Linked DNA regions of Homo sapiens: region 1 is linked to region 2. Evidence: read pairs that join two places in POLR2A ChIA-PET (ENCODE). Cell type or tissue: B cell. All regions are shown on one strand. Each heading gives the region's core, and the rest is flanking DNA. Links, peaks and the distances in the headings are about the cores only.

The links. Peaks named below come from ENCODE experiments on the same cell type or tissue, not always from the same donor. Only the 100,000 strongest peaks of a DNase experiment are listed, where the experiment ranks them.
Region 1: POLR2A ChIA-PET joins it to region 2 with 7 read pairs; 3 of 35 experiments call an interaction of 5 or more read pairs at or near these places.

Annotation. Positions count from the first base shown.
Region 1 is chr4:98,404,056-98,414,315 of GRCh38, reverse strand. It overlaps RAP1GDS1 (Rap1 GTPase-GDP dissociation stimulator 1), which reads right to left. Exons shown (of 15, transcript NM_001100427.2): 7 at 9,714-9,839. It also overlaps the pseudogene RPL21P48. Among named protein-coding and RNA genes, the nearest start is that of RAP1GDS1, 150 kb to the right of the region's middle. In B cell, for the core only: no CTCF peak of the experiment used is centred there; no DNase peak of the experiment used is centred there.
Region 2 is chr4:98,108,209-98,118,468 of GRCh38, reverse strand. It overlaps STPG2 (sperm tail PG-rich repeat containing 2), which reads left to right. Exons shown (of 11, transcript NM_174952.3): 4 at 9,164-9,276. Among named protein-coding and RNA genes, the nearest start is that of STPG2, 30 kb to the left of the region's middle. RefSeq lists an enhancer at 6,873-7,698. In B cell, for the core only: no CTCF peak of the experiment used is centred there; a DNase peak (open chromatin) is centred at 5,248.

The DNA of each region.
Region 1 (10,260 bases), core at 2,441-7,440, 300 kb before region 2:
GCATTACCATTCAGGACATAGGCATGGGCAAGGACTTCATGTCCAAAACACCAAAAGCAATGGCAACAAAAGACAAAATTGACAAATGGGATCTAATTAAACTAAAGAGCTTCTGCACAGCAAAAGAAACTACCATCAGAGTGAACAGGCAACCTACAAAATGGGAGAAAATTTTCGCAACCTACTCATCTGACAAAGGGCTAATATCCAGAATCTACAATGAACTCAAACAAATTTACAAGAAAAAAACAACCCCATCAAAAAGTGGGCGAAGGACATGAACACACACTTCTCAAAAGAAGACATTTATGCAGCCAAAAAACACATGAAAAAATGCTCATCATCACTGGCCATCAGAGAAATGCAAATCAAAACCACATGAGATACCATCTCACACCAGTTAGAATGGCAATCATTAAAAAGTCAGGAAACAACAGGTGCTGGAGAGGATGTGGAGAAATAGGAACACTTTTACACTGTTGGTGGGACTGTAAACTAGTTCCACCATTGTGGAAGTCAGTGTGGCGATTCCTCAGGGATCTAGAACTAGAAATTCCATTTGACCCAGCCATCCCATTACTGGGTATATACCCAAATGACTATAAATCATGCTGCTATAAAGACACATGCACATGTATGTTTATTGCGGCATTATTCACAATAGCAAAGACTTGGAACCAACCCAAATGTCCAACAATGATAGACTGGATTAAGAAAATGTGGCACATATACACCATGGAATACTATGCAGCCATAAAAAATGATGAGTTCATGTCCTTTGTAGTGACATGGATGAAATTGGAAATCATCATTCTCAGTAAACTATCGCAAGAACAAAAACCAAACACTGCATATTCTCACTCATAGGTGGGAATTGAACGATGAGATCACATGGACACTGGAAGGGGAATATCACACTCTGGGGACTGTGGTGGGGTGGGGGGAGCGGGGAGGGATAGCATTGGGAGATATACCTAATGCTAGATGACGAGTTAGTGGGTGCAGCGCACCAGCATGGCACATGTATACATATGTAACTAACCTGCACAATGTGTACATGTACCCTAAAACTTAAAGTATAATAAAAAAAAAAATAGTAATACCCTGGGGAAGGAATTGCATTCCTGGGGGGAGGTCTATAAATGGCCGCTCTGGGAGTATCTGTCTTATGCGGTTGAGATAAGGACTGAAATACGCCCTGGTCTCCTGCAGTACCCTCAGGCTTATTAGGGTGCGGAAAAGATCCCGCCCTGGTAAGTTTGAGGTCAGACCGGTTCTCTGCTCTCGAACGCTGTTTTCTGTTGTTTAAGGTGTTTATCAAGATAATACGTGCACAGCCAAACATAGACCCTCATCAGTAATTCTAATTTTGCCCTTTGCCTTGTGATCTTTGCTTTGCCCTTGCCTTGTGATCTTTATTGCCCTGTAAAGCACGTGATCTTTGTGACCTACTCCCTGTACACTCCCTCCCCTTTTGAAATCCCTAATAAAAACTTCCTGGTTTTGTGGCTCAGGGGACATCACGGACCTACCGATATGTGATGTCACCCCTGGAGGCCCAGCTGTAGAATTCCTCTTTTTGTACTCTTTCTCTATTTCTCAGATGGGCCGACATTTAGGGAAAATAGAACATACATTGAAATATTGGGGGCTGGTTCCCCCAATAGATACACCTTACTCATCTTTGTATCTTAACCTAAACTGGCCTATCTAAATGCTTTGAGTGTAGTTGATACTCCTTAAGATAAATGCTAGTCAACTCACCTGAAAAATACATTTGCAACACAGATTTTTTGTTTAAGAGACAGTGTCTCGCTCCGTTGCCCAGGCTGGAGCGCAGTGGTATGATCATAGCTCACTGCATCCTTGAACTCCTGGGCTCAAGCAATCCTCCTATCTCAGCCTCCTGAGTAGCTGGGACTAAAAGTGCATGCCACCATGCCTGGCTAATTTTTAAACTTTTTTTGTAGAGACAGGGTCTCACTATGTTGCCTAGGCTGGTCTTGAACTCATGGCCTCAAGCAATCTTCCTGCCTTGGCCTCCCAAAGTGCTAGGATTACAGGCATGAGCCACTGTACCTGGCCAGAAATTTTTAAATTTAAACTTTATTTTTTCAGTTGGATTTTATTTTAGTCATTGGTTTCCCTAAGCTGTATATGCATCCATATATGGCAATGGCAGCTTCAGCTTATCATTTAGGAAAAATAAAGACTTTTAAAAATAAATACTTAAGACTTTCAGGCAATTTTAATGTGTTAAAATTTGGCTTTTTTGAATCACTAGGATCACTGATCTTCTTTTGAATATTATCTCAGAATACACAGAGTATTCAACCTGGAATATTTCTTTAAAAGGTACACTTGTACTGTGCCATGCTAAAAGTAGGGCGTTTCCTTGGTTACAGAATGCTAGGGCTAGAGATGTGTGGTGACTAGAATTAAAAACTATGATGAAAAAGCCTTAAAAATACTAAAATCCTTGAACTATACAAATCCCAACTTCTAATGCTGAAATCACTCTCCTTCGTGTACTGGGAAAATGAAGGATGATACATGCAAAGAATTAGTCCAAAAACAAGCCTTCAATGGTATCATCCTATCCATTGTGCAATTATAAAACAGATGTGAAGGCAGAGGGGAAAACAGTAATAAATATCAACACATTGTTATTTTGAAATACTGCAAGGAAAGTTATAGGTTATTTTATGGCCTAAAATTGACTGAAGGTCACAGTAAAATTTTTACTTTGCCAAAACACCAATGAGATAAAAAACAAATTTCTCCCTAAGAAATAGGACCTAAGACATTTAAGAAATTTTAAATGTGTCAATATTGTAGTTTTAAAATTTTAATTAATTTTTTTTTTTGAGACAGGGTCTTGCTGTGTTGCCCAGGTTGGTCTTGAACTCCTGGCTCAAGCAATCCTTCTGCCTTGGCCTCTGAAAGTGCTGGAATTACAGGCGTAAGCCATCACTCCCAGCCTAAATGTCTCAATGTTAAAGTTTACAGATAATCTCTTCTCACAATTTGACTGAAATCAAATACCTGAAAACAAATATATAGGAGGCTTAAACTACCTTAATTAGGATTAGCAAGACATTCTGCCAAAGCAGACAGCCCAGCACATTTACCAAAACCATTCTGTCCAAGGACAAGTATCTTTATCACCACTGTTTACACACATATGTATGAATGTACACTTGTATGTATCATGTATGCATCATATATAGGTATTTTAAAACTTTTTTTAAAGAGTGAAAGAAAACCACAAATGCAGAGAAGTGCATAAAATATCCAAGTTAAGTTTAATATATTATTAGAAAGCAAATAACCATGTATCTATCACCTAGATCAAGAAATTCATTGCCAACAACTCAGGAAGCCTATCTCTGCATTTCTGTTTCTGATAACAAACCCCTTCCTTCATTTGTCTCAAATCATCCTGGTTATTATGGTAATCACTTCTATACTTTCATCATTTTACCAAGTAAATAATCATTCCTAAAAACTACAGTTTAGTTTTACTTTTTGTTTTTAACTTTATATAAATTGAATCATACAATATGTATTTTTCAGTGTTGGCTTTTTCCTTTCAACATTATGAGATTCATCCACAGTAATGGTTACAGCTGTCTTCATTCCTTTTCATAACTCTATATTTTTCCATTATATTAATATCCTATGATTTATTCATTCTACTGTTAATGGATTTTGGTTGTTTCCAATTTTTCATTATAAATAATGCTGCTTTGAACATTCCTGTAACAGTTCCTGGTATACATGTGCACAAGCTTCTGGGTATATTTCTAAGAGCAGAATTGTTGGATCTATTGCTTCAACTTCAATAGATACTACTTCCCAATTGTACCAATTTACACTCCCACTGTTCCACACCCTCATCAACAGTTGGTTTATGAGACTTTCCAGTGGGTGTATAGTGGTATTTTATTGTGGTTTTATTTTGTGTTACCTAAGAGTGAACATTTTCATATCTATATTAAGTCTGTTGGACTTAATATAAATCTTTTGTCAAGTGCTTATTAAAATGTTTTTCACATTTTTCTTAATGATTTTTAAGAGTTTTTATACACTGTATACACAAGCCCTCTGTCAGTTATATGTTATAATTATATTCTCTCATCCAGTCTTGCTTTTCACTCTTAACGGTGTCTTTAAAAAAAGAGTTTTAACTTTTATTTATTTGTTTTTGGTAGAGATGAGGCCTCACTATGTTGCTCAGGCTGGTCTCGAACTCCTGGTCTCAAGTGATCCTCGTCTTGCCCTCCCAAAGCCATTAGGATTGCAGTCATGAGCCACCAGGCTAGCCAGAAGTTTTACTTTTAAAGTAACCAATGTCTCAATTTTTTCCTTTATGATTAGAGCTTTTTGTGATCTAAGAAAAGTATTTCAAGGCCATGATGATATTCTCCTAGCTTACATTTTAAGATAAACCCTCTGAAGTTTTAACTTTCACATTTAGGTCAATCTATCTGGAATTAATTTTTTATATACTTTTTAATAGTCTAGAAGCCTTTTATCTTGAAAACACCTATTATGCCATGAATTCATAGGGAAGAGGTTCCAGCAGCTCAGGCCCCTTCCGTTTGTTCTCACAAAGTGCGCTTCTCTAGGTGGAACAGACTGTTGCTTCAGTTGAACTCAGGTACATTTCTCTTTGGCTCCCTTCTTTTTCTTTTCCTATCTTTCCTTCATGTGTTTCGGGGAGGTATCTTGGCTCTTGAGTGCTTAATATGCTCATTATACACATTAATTATTTTGGCAACAATCTTGCCCTTGTTTGTTTACAACAACACTAGTACCATGCCGGGTAACACCATAGACTCTTGGTTTTCCATGGTAAAATTTGTGGGGCATTCCCTTTTTGAACAGGATGCATTCCTCTGATGTCTACAATATCACCTTTCCTGTAGATTTGAATGTATGTGGCTAAAGGAACAACTCCGTATTTTCTAAAAGGCCTACAGAATACATATCAGATGCTTCTCTTTCCCTTTGTGTTCATTATTTTGTTAAATTACTGGAAGGTGGCAGTTCCAGCTAAAAGGGCTATCCAACGTATTTTTCACATTTTATTTTCTGTTTTTTCTTTTTTGGTATATAGAAATTCTTGTTTGTTTTTTGGCAGTAACCTAACAAAATTCTGATTTAAAAAAAGATCTATAAAACTGATCTATAGATTCTTTTGAATTAAATATGCATAATCACATCATAAATGAATGAGAGTTTTATTGCTTTATCTTAATTTTTTTTCTTTTATTCTCTTTAATGCACTGGATACTTCTTACAATACAATGTTAAATGGAAGCGGGGATGATCCTTCTTGTCCCAATCTCAAAGCAAATGCTTTTTTATTTCACCATTGATTGTGATGTTTTCTTCAGCCTTCTCATAGATATCTTTTTCAGATTGAAGACCTTCCTAGTCCTGTTTTCCTAAGTTTTTAAAAATAATGAATGAACACTTAATTTTATGAAAAGCTTTTTTTAAAATCTGAGAAGATCATGGTTTCTCCCCTTAAATATTTTAAGGTGATGAATTATACTAGTTGCATTTCAAATATTAAATTGTGTTACACTTTCAGAATAAATGCAATTTGGTGTGATTAATTTTTTTAATATATTACTAGAGTAAATTTGCTAAAATTTTAGGAGGAATTTTGGATCTATGTTCATGGTGAGACTAGCCTTTAATTTTCATTCATGTATTGTCTTTGTTGGGATTTGGTATAAAGGTTTCATTAGCCTCATTAAAATAAATTGGTAAGTATATTTCCTTTTCCTATTCTCTGGAAGAATTCTTAAGGTAAGATTACTCAGCTTTTCTATTCTTGTATCAGTCATACTTTAAAATATATTGGCATCAGGCCAGGCACGGTGGCTCATGCCTGTAATCCCAGTATTTTGGGAGGCCAAGGCAGGTGGATCACCTGAGGTCAGGAGTTTGAGATCAGCCTGGGCAACATGGTGAAACCCCGTGTCTACTAAAAATAAAAATAAAAAAATTAGCCAGGCGTGGTAGGAGGCGCCTGTAATCCCACCTACTTGAGAAGCCGAGGCAGGAGAATTGCTTGAACCTCGGAGATGGAGGCTGCATCCCAGGTGGAGGCTGCAGTGAGCCGAGATGGTGCCACTGCACTCCAGCCTGGGTGACAGAGTGAGACTCCATCTTGCGGGGGAGGGAAAAAAAAAAATATATATATATATAAAATATATGGGCATCAAATTGTTCATAATATCCTCTTAATAGCTGTAAGACCTGCGGTAAGGTCTCCTCCTCTTGCATTCTTAATTTTGGTTAATTATGCTTTCTCTCTCTTTTCATCATTAATCTCACTACGGGTTTACCAATTCCACTGTCTTTTCAGACTCAACTGTAGTAATTATATGTTTGTGTTGCACTGTATGTTTTCCATTTTATTTCAGCTCTTTACATTTCCTTCCTTCTGCTTATTATTATTTTTTTTAAAATTTCAATAGCTTTAGTGGTACAAGTGGTTTTTGGTTACATGGATGAATTGTATAGTGGCAAAGTCTAGGATTTTAGGTCATCTGTCATCTGAATAGTGTACACTGTACCTAATAAGTAGTTTTTTACCCCTCACCCCCTCATCTCACTACCTCCCTCTGTCTCCAAAGTCCATTCTATCCACTCTCTATGCCTTTGTGTACACATAGCGTAGCTGCCACTTGTGAGAATAGGTGGCATTTGGTTACTTCACTTAGAATTAATGCCCTCTAGTTCCATTTAAGTTGCTGCAAAAGACATTATTTCATTCTTTTTTATAGCTGAGTAGTATTCCATGTTGTGTGTGTGTGTGTGTGTGTGTATACACACCCCATTTTCTTTATCCACTCATCCACTGATGGACACTTAGGTTGATACCCTATCTTTTCTTCTGCTTTTTAAAAGAATATATATTACTCTTGGATTTTGTTAACATTGTTGTATTTTATTCCAGTTAACTACTTAAAAAATTTTTTTTTGTAGATTTAGGGAGTACAAGTGCAGATTAACAAAATTAATAGACCACTAGCTAGATTAACAAAAAAAAAGAGAGAAGATTCAAATAAGTACAATCAGAAACAATAAAGGTGACATTATAGCTGCTACCACAGAAATACAAAAGATTATCAGAGACTACTATGAGCATATTCACACAAATTGGAAGGTGAGGGTTGAAAAATTACCTTGTGGTTTTTTGGGTTTATATTTTCTTTCCCCTAAATTCCTGAGATGAATACTGGGCTCATTGATTTTAGTTCTTTTCCTTTTCTAATATAAGCATTTAGAGCAAAAAATTTCCCTCTGAATAGGTCTTTACTTGTAACACGTAAGATCTGAGATATAGCATTTTCATTTTCACTACTAGAAAAATTTCTAATTTCCATTACAATTCTTTTTTGACCTCTGAGGTACTGGAAGTATATTTCTTACCATGTAAACATACAGCGATTTCCTGGTTTTCTTTTTATAATTGGTTACTAGACAACTCACTTAGGTCAAAGAAATACTTTGTATGATAGCAATCTTTTGAAATTTCTTTCTTTCATGACAAGTATACATGTTCTTAAATGTTTCATATGTACTTGAAAGAGCTCTGTAGTTGAAGTGTTCTAAAATAGGTCCATTAAATCAATTGTCTTAATCATTTTCAAATTTTCTATAACCTTATTCTTCTATCTTATTCTATAAATTATTGAAAGAGGTATTAAAATTTCTCACAATATTTGTGGATTTGTCTGTTTCTCTTCATAGTTCTGAATGTTTTTGCTCCGTATGTTTTGGGATAATGTATAACGGTTATTTTTTTTCTAGGTAAATTGGACCTTTTATTACTAAAGTCACCCTCTTTATCTCTAGCAAGTCTTTTCATCTTAAAATCTATTTTACTTGATATTAATATAACTACCCCAGCCTTCCTTAGGTTTCACTGGTATATTTTTTCTACCCTATTATTCTCAATCTTTTAAATCTCATATTTAATAAGTATTGCTTAAGTAGTATAGTTATTTATTTTAAAACACAAGTGACAAATGGTCTTTTAATTAGAGCATTTAGGCCACATTTAACGTAATTACTGAAATACTGTGTCTTAAAACTGTATTTTTATGCTTCATTTGTCCTCTATGATTCGTGTTCCTTTTTCTTTCCTCTTTTTTCTTGTTTTGCATTACTAGGGTATTAAAAAACCTTTCCATAAGTCGCTTCCATTTGTTCTGCAGCTATATATCATTTTAAAAAATTACTTTAGTAGTCACCTTAAAAGTTAAAAGTGACTAAATAACCAGAGTCTTCCAGATAACACAAGTGTCTTAGGACTCTAACTCCTTTTACCTTTCTTCTTATTTATAAGCTCAGTTTGTGGTATATTTTAAATCACATAAATGTACATTGTAAACTTCACAATAAGTTATTTTTTTGATATATTCAATGTTTATAAGATTTACCTATATATCTACCGTTTTTTTTGGTCTTTATTCTCCCCTGCATCTATATCATTTTCCTTCTGACAAACCACATTTATAACATCTGGCTTTCATTGTTGCTGTTGAGAAGGTAGCTGTCAGCCAAACTGTTGTTACTTTGAAGATAATAATTTTGGTCATTGGTTTTCTACATTTTCAGTATGAGGCATCTAGATGTGGATTTTTGTTTATCATATTTTGGGTTCAAAGGGCTTCTTGGATCTTTGCATTTTTCATAATTTCTGATAAATTCTCTGCCAAAATTTCTTCAAATATTGCCTCTGCACACTCCCCTCCCCACCTTCTCTACTCTCCTTTTGGGACTCCAAAAAATGCATATGAGAATGTCTCATTTTTTCCTCTGACCTCTTATTCTCTTTTATGTAAATGTGTTCTTCTTTCCTTTTAGTTCATATTGGATTTCTTTCCAACCCGTTTTCCAGTTCACTGGTTCTTTAATTCAACAGTATCTATTAAATCTGCTATTAAACCACCCACTGAATTCTTAATTTTGGTTGTATTTTTCAATTCAGAAATTTCCATTTATTTCATTCTTAAATCTGCTATGCCACTTTTTAAAAATAGTTTTTAGTTTCCTTCTAAATTATTTAAGCTAGCTTTTACCTCTTTGAACACAATAAGCACACCTGTTTTGAATCAGTGTCTAATAATTCCAGTATCTGAAGATTTGCTGCCTACTCTTGCTTACAGTGTGTTTTGTCTTATGTATTAATATCTGATCCTCTTTGAGTACGTGTTAGACATTATATTTGAAAAATTACTAATATGGAATAGTTTGTTTCTTCTGATTCATTCTTATTTCTACGATGCATCTCTTAAGATTTTTCTGCCCAAAGAAGGGAGTGATTAACCAGTATCTTCACTGTTGGCAGGCCTGAGACTCCAACTTTTATCCCCTTTGCCTTACAAGTGTGTAGAAGTAGAGCTCAGCCTCTCAGCTGCCTTTTCCAGAATGGCACAAGAATGTGTTAGCTACAGAAGTATCTTTTCTAAGATTTTAAAATCAAAGGAACCTGGAAAGTTGCTTTGGCCAATGTAGATATAGCTATGGAGTAGATAACATAGCTAAAGTTAGAGATATGCAAAATAAAACATATCACTAATAAAGAATGGTTTTGAGTCAAATGGCTGGCAATTAAATAATATTAGGAAAAAAGTTTAAAGCATACATGATCAAAAATCCAAAGGTGCATTTAAGTTTCTCACCATTTTCTGCCAATGGAGCAAGAACTTCAAAAATCATTTCTCTCTTATCATGTTCTATTTGTTTCTTGAAGAGTTTTACTAGCTCTTCAGCAATGTTTGTACTGGCAAACTGTTCTTTACTTGACTCTGTAAAATAAAAAAGAAAAACTTAAACCAAATAAAGTCCAGAAACTGTTTTCTAATACTTTCAATACTTAGTTATTTTGTACCATTACTGATAAATACAAATACTCTTCAAATATGGGAACAATCAAATCCATTTTTAATGTCCCTGAAAAGGAAAAATATCTAAGGCTTTAGAGAAAATGTTCTGACCCAATTATATTTGAGCTATAAAAAAAGGTTCTCTAGTAACCACAGCAACAACAAAATTACTAAGTCATAAATTCATAGTTTTAAGGATTTTAGTCAAAGAAAAATTTCTCATAACATATTTTATATGGATGAATTAAAGGTGACTTATCTTTAGTATCATTAAAGTGGAATGTTTTCTACACTGGTCCTGACATATCTACTATTGAAGACTAATTCTGCATGAGTAATTGGG
Region 2 (10,260 bases), core at 2,989-7,988:
CGCTACTTCCACAGTAAGAAACCTAGCTCCCATTATCCAGAATTATGTACCTATTTGCTTAATCCCATAGTACATTGAAAGTAGTTTTAGAATTGGTAAACTATCACTGCAAAAAAAAGAGTTGAGATTCTACAAGCTCTTACCTTTGGGTGACCTTGAGGCTCTACACAAGCAGGAAGTGATGGCTAAACACAGATTTGTAAATTGACCGCTTGAGCATTAAAATTATGCCTCAACACATGTACAGAGGGCCTTGGCAAAGGTTGGAGATTTATTGGTTCAAGGCACTTAAGAAAATTTTTGTCCAGACATTACCTGACCACTCAGCTAATTAGGCTGAGATTTCAGTGTACAAAGAATACAGAGTTTAGAGAATTAGTCTTGGAAAATCACTAAACAAACCCTCAGGGTAGGAATTCTGATCTTCATAGTTGTCACATTATATCATACAAAATATCTGGTTTCAGCAAAGAATTTTGAGACATGCAAATAATAAAAAAATGGCCCATATACAGAAAAAGAAATTGTTCTTGAGGAAGCCAAGGCATTAGACTTCTTAGATAAAATTTTTAAATTAGCTATTTTAAATATGTTCAAAGAAATAAAGCAAACTATGTCTGAAGAACTAAATGGAAGTATAAGAATAGTGCCTTACCCAATAGAGAGCATCAATAAAGAGATAGAAATTATAAAAACAAACCGAGTAGAAATCTGGATTTGAAAATTACAATAATGGAAATGAAAAACTTTCTAGAGGAGCCCAAAAGAAAATTTGAATTGGCTGAAGAAAGAATCAGTTAACTTGAAGACATGTCAATTGATATTATGCAGTCTGATGAACAGAAAGAAAATAGGATGAAGAAGAGTATTCAGAGCCTCAGAGATCTAGGGGACACTGTCGAGTATACCAACATACACATAATGGGAATCCCAGAAGCGGAGGAGAAAGAGGAAGGAGAAAAGAGAATATTTGAAGAAATCATGGCTGAAAACATCCCAAATTTGATGAAAAAACATTACAGAAAGAAGAAGCTCAACAAACTCTAAGTAAGATTAATGCAAAGAGATGCACACCTAGACACATCACAGTCAAGCTGTTGAAAGCCAAAGACAAAAAGAAAATCTTGAGGGCAGCAAGAAAAAAGTGACATATCATATAGAAGGAATCCTCCAAAAGGTTAATAGAAATCATGAGGTCAGAGGGAGGGGGATGACTTATTCAAAGTGTTGAAAAAACAGACTGCCAATCAAGAATTCCAGAATCAGCAAAGCTATTCCTTGAAAATAAAGGAGAAATTAAGACATTTTCAGATAAATGGAAGCTGACAGAATTTGTTGCTGGCACACCCCCTAAAAGAAATACCAAATGGAGTCTTCAGGCTGAAATGAAATGTTATCAGACAATAACTCAAATTCACATAAATAATTAAAGAACAATGATAAAGGTAAATATATAAGCCAGTATTATTTAATTTTTGATTTTTAAGTTTTTAGAAGAATTCCTATTGATTATGGAACAAACTAGAAATAATACATTTTGTGTTTAAATACAGTAGTAGGCAGATATTTTAAGACTAATGGATTGTTTCATGCTATAAAACTTTTGAAGAACCAGATTAATTCTGGTAACATGAAAAGTAAGGATAATATAAGTTACATGTTTCCTTTTCTAACCATAAGAATTCCCATTTCTTTCTGGCCATGGGAGTTTTTGTCTCAAGAATATTTCATTCTCTCTCTCTATGACATACCTGGTCTTCTAGGCCTTGACTGTCCCATCATCCTATTAATAACAATGTGACAATTAATCTTCATTAAGATATTTAAGTATCTTAAATATTTGAGTAAGATATTCTTATGTGAACAATAGGTTCAATTCTGTAAAAACTCCAGTGAAATGGTCTTATGATTTGATATTAGGATATTCTCCCCAAGGTGACGGACAAGTTATGCAAAGAAGTGTAATGGAGCCAGACTTCCTGGTTATGTGTCCTGACTCTACCACTTAATAGTTATTAGTCCTTGGCCAAGTTACTTAATCTTTGTGCTCAGTTTCCTTACCTAAAATATCCTGAGAAAAATAACTATGGTCTAACATATTGGAATAAGTATTCTTCACAATTAGTCATAGATTCTTGGCTTTAGCTTAATAATTCCCTAATCACTCATAACTTACATCTCAAAATGTAATTCTTGCTTTAAGCTATTTTTTTTTTGTTTCAGAATAATGTGTCATCTATTAGAAGGCCACAATGATGCCTCCAAGCTTCCCTGCATGTATAAAATCCTTTCCCCACATGAATAAGCATTACTTAGACATATAAAACTTGATTACTTCCTGGCTAAATTATTATTTATAGAAATAAGGAAGAAGAAGAAGACATTTATTTGATGACCTAATTTATTTGATGGCCTAATTTAATAAGTATTGAATCAATACAACTTATTATTTATTTATTGGAATAAAAATCTAGATGTAATTTAAAAACATATAAAAACGTAGTTTTCTGTATCAGTTAAAGACATAGTTCATAATATTCAAGAAGATTCAGCAAAGTTTAATACAAACGGAATTGTGATATTTTTTGAAATCCTCATCTTGTATTTGAGAGAACTAGAGATAGCGTGGCAAAGCTCAGTAGCTGAAGGCTTTATTTTCTTCTGTTTCTCCTGCAGAAAAACACAGGTTCTTCACAAACTACTGCCAAATTGATACTGTAATAATGTTAATTCAAATCTTATCTGAATTTTCGATAATTCTGGGTAACTCTTTGCTTGCTTTTTGAAATAATATTTAATACTATATGTGGGTTTAGTTTCCAGAGGTGCATATTGATAGAAAATTAAGAAAATAATCCAATAGATGGGTAATTATTGTGATTCTTTCTTAACTGGTGAATCACATCTGCTGAAGCTGTCTAATAAAGCTTAAATACAGAATTAAGAGTTGTGTAAGACTCTAAGTGACAAATGTTAAACTTTAGCTAAATTTAATTTGTGAAGAGAAATTCTACAAAAAAGTTATTTTATATAACATTTTGAATGATAAAGTTTAGCTTCTTTCTTCTTTTAGAAGAGCCCAGGTAACTATTAGAAATCTATTTTTCAGAGGTGTATTTCACAAGCAAAGTTTGTGATTGGAATGATGATACTGACATATTTGCTAATGATAACATGCTGGGAACTACCTGTGTGCTGCCACACTGGAAAACAGTTCATTAGTGTTTGAATTATTGCACTTTGGGCCTTTTAATTCTTCACAAATTCTATTTCCATATTTAATTATGGAAAGACATGGGGGAAAGTTGCATAGCCCCATCTTCATTTATTTAATTGTCAGTGAGAGTGGCAGTTAGTAATTCTTCTTCAAATTATAATATAGCATTTACTTAAAATAATGCAGTTCCATGCTGAGTTTGCTTCAATTAAGTCATATTTTATTTGCTAATGATTTTCAAAATTGACAGTGACCTTGAAGTTGGTATTGCCAACACTTCTTGACATAAAAGAAACTGTAATTTAGAGATAAGAGTGCATCAATTTATCCTTTGTTTTCTGTCTGTATTTTTAAAAGCCTTTTAAATTTCTGATTCAACATCTACCTGAGTACCGCAGAGGTTAATGAGTTAAGTACTTGTCAATTCATGTGGTTTAAATGAAATGGATATTATTGTAGACACACACACACACACACACACACACAAAAAAAAAAAAATGGATATTATTGTGGGGTCTTAAATTGTGTGTGTGTGCACATGTACACATACATAATCTTTCCTCCTACTGGATTACTATTAGAATTGTGAAACAATTGAATCATAAAATCTCAATAATGTAAATTCACTTAAAGAAAGCTTCTTCAATAGAATCCTGCTCAAGGTCTTGAATCCTTGCATTAAAAGAGTTAATACAAAACCTTAACATGATTTTAGGCTATAAAAATGTGATGTAAAAGATGACATCAAAATGCTGTATTTTAAAATACTGATTTTTTGACAAATGTATAGGCTATAGTAAATCAACATATTAGATATGTTCTTGTGTGAAATATATACAATGTCTAAAATATCCAGCATGACTATATTATATTAGAATGTAGTTTCACATTTTGTACTTCACTGTCTGTTATGGTCATAATATAGTAGAAAAAAATATGCACAATTATGATGTTCTGCTTTATTTCTGAGTTAAAAATAAACTCTAACATAAATGGGAAATTTCATTCTTTCTGCCATCAAAACTGCCTATGTACTTTAAAATCCATGGTTGTATTAGGTAATTGCATTTGAAAGGTGATCTGGAGCACTTACTTTAGCAAGAGAAAGTGTTGTTTGGCTAGGTTCTCTCTCTTCCTTAAGTTCTGTTTGGCACAGCAGTCTTTGGAATTGCCACTGACCCTATAAGAAGAGGAGAGAGGAGTGTTTTCAACTACTCTAGTGGATGCTAGGGTTTCTCCGTGCTCTTTTACTGGCATGTACTGCTGTGCTGGACATGTCAGACTCTGCCACTTTTGTAAGTCATTCTGCTAAGTTTTATAGCATTTGTCTCTGCCCCCCTACACCCACCAAACCCAATGCCTTTGGATGGTCTGACTCCCTTATTTCCTTTTGTGTTATACTTAGGAATTCCAAAGTAGTGTATATATACCCTATGTGTTGCAGAGATTTGTGGGATAGCTCTTTCAGTTTTTATTCATAGCTTTGTTCCTTCAAGGACATGACAAGGGGCTGGGCTTTGGAATTGTGTATCAAATTAGAATCCCTACTTGTAATAATAATAATAATGCTATTAAGAATAATAATATATTACTTTGAGATAGTGCTTTATAAGACTGTCACTCATCACTCAGTGTTAAAGCTGAATGTCCATAGTGAAGAAGGGCAAATGCCTTTCTGCTCTTTGTGTTGCAGCAGAAGGGATTTGCAGATCAATAATTCAAGCCCACTGAGACCACGTACAGTGCTGGAAATATTCCTAGAGGAAATAAGGATTAATCCTTTTTATTTATATAACACATTTTCCCAGGCTTCATTGGATTGGAGTTACTAAAGAGAGTTGCAATAATGTTAATAACTTAAATACCATTTTTTTTTGTCTGTAACTATCAATGTAGAGGACATATAGCCTTTTGCAAAGTTCTTCTACCCATGTATTTCTAGACATCCCTGGGGGCTGTCTCAGCTATGCTCCCGAATAAGTCTCTTTCCATTGAGTACAGCTGCTGTTCCACCAGGCACTTCAGTCTCTTGCCATATGGTGCTCTCTGCTGGGCATTTCCACCAATGTTCTCTTTCACAGCTAAAGCTGCCGGATTAGCTGGGATAAAGTAGGGGGAGGATGATGATGTCTTTCTTCGTGTTATACTCTGTTAGAAAGGTTCAAAAGTAGTGCAGGTTTTTTTTTTTCTTTTAGCCAATATTTTAATGAAACAGTTGTTTTAGTTTTTTTTTTTTTTCATAGTTTCTTCACACTCAAAAGGATATGAGGCATAAAGTCATTGAGGATTGTCTGTGTTAGAACGCAAACCCAGTTGACAGAAAATCCCCAGTATTTAGCATTGCCACTCTTTTGACACTAAGATTTTCTTACTAGGTGTGGGGCATCATGATTATCTCCTTCTTCTCATAGGATTAGTTTTTACATTTGCCTTTTGGTTGTTTTGCTTTGTTCACCAGGTATTCCAAAACATGTCTGAATTCTACTTGGACATAGCAGACGACTTCTTGTTTCTCTCTTCTCAGCTCCAATATTCTCTACCACCAAAGAAAGAAACAATCAAGGGGATTTACTAAAATCAAAGCAGGATAACTCTTTAGAAAAACTATAATTTTCTGTACACGTTTGCATCTATGAAAAAAGAATCAACAAAGGTCTCATTTTACTTCATGCAAACATTAAAGTTCTGTCAGAGGTTGTGTTAGTCTTTGTATTAGGATTCTGCAGAGAAACAGAACCAATGCTTACACAGTCATGTGTCAATCAATGATAGGGATACGTCCTAAGAAATGCATTGTTAGGTGATTTTGTCATTGTGTGAACATCATAGAGTATATTTACACAAATCTAGATGGTATAGTCTATGACACACCTAAGCTATATGGTATAGCCCATTGTTTCTGTGGTTCAAGCCTGAATAGCATGTTATTGTACTGTCTGGTACAGATTACAAAGATACAGATACACAATGGTATTTGTGTATCTAAATACATCTAAACATTGAAAGGGAACAATAAATATATGGTGTTATAATCTTACGGGCTCACCATTGTATATCTGGTCCATTGTCATATATGCAGTCCATCATTGAAACATCATTATGTGGTACATAACTATATATGTGAGATGGGGTTTATTCTGGGAATTGGCTCATGTGATTATGGAGGCTGAGAAGTCCCATGATATGCTGTCTGCAAGCTGGAGAAATAAGGGAGCTGGTGGAGTAGCTGAGTTCAAGTCTGAAGGCCTGAGAACCACGGGAGCTGATGGTATAACTCTTAGTCCAAGGATAAAAGCCTGAGAACCTGAGGGGCTGCTGGGGAAAGTCCAAGAATCCAAAGGCTAGAAAACCTGGAGTTCTGATGTCCGAAGGTAGGAGAAGATGGGCATCTCAGATCCAGAAAAGAGAACAAATTTACCTTTCTTCTGTCTTTTTGTTCTATCTGGGCCCTCAGCTGATTGAAAGGTGCCCACGACATTGGGTGAGGATGGTTCACTGATTCAAATGCCTATCTATTCTGGAAACAGCCTCAAATACATACCCAGAAATAACACTTTATCAGCTATGTGAGTATTCCTTAACTCAGTCAAATTGACATCTAAAGTTGACCATCACAATCCGCATTTAATTTTTTCAGGCCAGGCAGATGTAGAAGGGAAAGTTAATTCTATTGTGCTTATATATTATAATGTGTGGGGGCTAGGTGTTAGTGGTAAGTTCAAGGAATTTTAGTGTGCGCCAGCTTCTTTTTGGATTTTGTTGTGGCACCTCAAAGCTTTCTGGAGTGGTGCCTCTCTAACTAGAAAGTCACTAGGGGCAGGGGAAAGTGCTTTCAATTTAGTTTCAACTACATCTGCCAATAATAAAGTGGAGGTTAGCATTCTCCTCATCACTTAATGTAATGGCACTGGTGCACATCTCCAAAGGTGCTAGTAGTTTTGAGAATTGCCCCCTACTCGCTACCTAAGAGTTTATCTCCAGTTTCTGTTTTTTTGGGGATGTTAAGAGGGTTCAGCTGAGACTCTTTTCAAATGTAATGAGGTCCTTTTCTGGTTCTGGGGATGTTAAGAGGGTTCAGCTGAGACTCTTTTCAAATGTAATGAGGTCCTTTTCTGGTTCTGGGGATGTTAAGTGGGTTCAGCTGAGACTCTTTTCATATGTAATGAGGTCCTTTTCTGGTTCTAGTCTTTGCTGTGCTATATCTTCCAGAAAGTCCTTAAAGTTTCTGGCATGTGAAGTTTCTAGCACTTACTTGTGTCTATTTGATATACTTCTTTTAAAATTTTGGAGTCGGGTGGGGCAGGTATGGATTTGATTCACCATTTTGTACTGAAATTATGCTTTTGTCACTAATGTTGCTACTTACTGCATTATTATTGCTTATAATGGTAACTGAGAGAGGTTGGTTCCACTGCTGTAGAATAGTAATAGCCACCTAGAACAACTTAGCGGTTACAAATCCTTATGGGTATGCAGCCAGCTCAATTCTTGCCTCCTCATAAGAGAGAATTCAATCGAGGGGCATAAGGCAGAGTGAGAGACCAAGGCAAGTTTTAGAGTGGGAGTAAAAATTTATTAAAAAGGAAGTAAAGAACACTTGGAAGAGGGCCCAGCAGGTGATTTGAGAGATCAAGTGCATGGATTGACCTTTTAACTTTGGGTTTTGTATGTTGGCATGCTTCCAGGGTCTTGCATTACTTGTCCCCTGAGTCTTTCCTTGGGGTGGGCTGTTCACATGCTCAGTGGCTTTCTAGCACTTGAGAGGGGCCACGTGTGCAGTGTGTTTACTGGAGTTGTACACATGCTCACTTGAGGCATTCTTACCTTTCCAGTTGAATGCGCCTAGAGGGTCATATGCTGGTTAAACACGGCCATTTTGCCTTTTAGTGTGCATGTGTGAGCCCATTCGCGCAACTCCTGAGATGTTATCTGGAAGCTGCTGATCACCAGCTTCAGGATTTTTCTCTTGGGAGACTGCCTTTCCCTGGTGCCAGCTGCAATGAATTATTATTTTAGACTGTTAACAACTGCCTGACCATCACCTGATGGTCGCCTGACATTCTTGGCTGGGGGGGCTCTCTCTTACCCTGCTCATGTCAGGCTGTCTACCTGCTGTAACAACTTGACACATTGTTAAACTATATGTTATGGAAATTATAGTAAATACCATTAGCTTAAAAATATGTTTTAAAATATTCTTAAATGATTTCTCAACTAAGAATGTTTTAGGTCAAGAGGATTCCTGTAAAAAAGAAGCTACTGTTGTGTTATGCTTTATTGTTTTAGTTTCTGGTGAAACAGTGTGCTTAAACTTTTTATGGTTCATGCTTAATTTTAACATTTATTGTAGTGGGTATAAAGGAAAGATGATTATTTCTCATGTCACAAATAATTTCTCTGTCATTAAAAGACTGATCCTGTCTTTAAGCATTAGCAATAAAATGAACTAGGGTAGTGTTTAATTTATTGTTAAGTATTTCTAACTCTGTTTAAAGGTTACATTAATATGAAGTTATGTAATGACCATTGGTGATGTTTGCATTTTTTCAATCTGTTTAGTTAAGGTAATTTTTAATAGGTATTTCTATTTCCCAAATAATGTTATCCCCTCTCTCTTTTTTAAATGATGAGGAGCTAATTTTCATTTTTCTTAAGGTTTTAGATTACTGGGTGTACTGCCAAGAGCAAAGCTGTTCATATTGGTTGAGAATATGCTAATGTTAGAGGTACTTCTCTGGGAACCCTAGCTGACTCAGGAGTGGAATGGGAACCAACAGTGACAACTTAGCCTGGGATCTATCCAAGAGCACTTTAGCATTTACCAGTGGAACCCCCTTACTGAGGCTATCCTTGCTTTAGATTTAGACTTAGGTAAAGCCAAACATTGTTTCATGACTTATTTAAACTATGTTTCATCCTCACTTTTTAAAACTTTTTATTTTTTAGGATGTTTCCAATGCAACTTTGAAATACAAAGGTATACATTTTGGCAACTCTTCAGGAAGACAAGAGTTACCTAAAAAGTCAGGTCCTGGTCCAGGACAGTATGATATAGTCCAGTAAGTAAAAAAATATAGTATACCTTTAATGTAGCTCTTGACTAGAAAAGTATTTTAATAATTCAGACTAGGCTATGCTGTAAAGAAAGGAAAAATTAGTATGAAAAACTCCAAGAAGTATTACATTTTGGTGTAATGTATATGAAAGTTATTGATTTTTTAAATTATACTTTAAGTTTTGGGATACATGTGCAGAACATGCAGGCTTGTTACATGGGTATACATGTGCCATAGTGTTTTGCTGCACCCATCAACCCATCATCTATATTAGGTATTTCTCCTAATGCTATCTCTCCCCTAGCCCCCCATCCCCCCAAGTTAATTGTTTTTTTATAAGCCAAATCTTGTGCTATCTACTATATATGCATTAACTCATTTAATCTTCACAGCAAGCTTTGCATAGTTAATATTGTTACATCTATTTTATCAGTAAAAAATGCAAGGGTTAGAGGGGATAAATAACATGTTCAAGATCATGCAGCTATTAAATGGCAGAGCTAAAGTTAAATTGAAGCCCGTTTGATTATACAGCACATGTAGCCATGTACTAAAATATACTGTCCTTAATTATAAAGTAGATAAAAGATCAGAGAAAATGTAAAAGAAGGTGACCCAGAATTCTCCATTTTATCCCTGGCTCTCATCTTCAGTCCTCTGACTACATGATGGATTTAGAAGGCATTCTCAGTCAGTGTAAGTCCGAGAATATTTATGAAGAAATACATTTCTGGCAAAATAACTCTATTTTCTCCTACTGCCACAGTCAGGTTTTAGACATGAGTTCATGGAAGGCAAAATTGAGTAACAAATACCACGTTGTCCTCAGAATCTACTACCCTTTCTTATAATTAATTTTTTAAGGGTCCAGCTTATCTGCCTGATTCTTTTTCTTTCATAGCATAAATTTTCTCCCAAGAAGCCCCAGAGTGATTACGTACTCAATTAATTTGCTAGACAGATCAGATATTTCTGTTTACTAGCAGT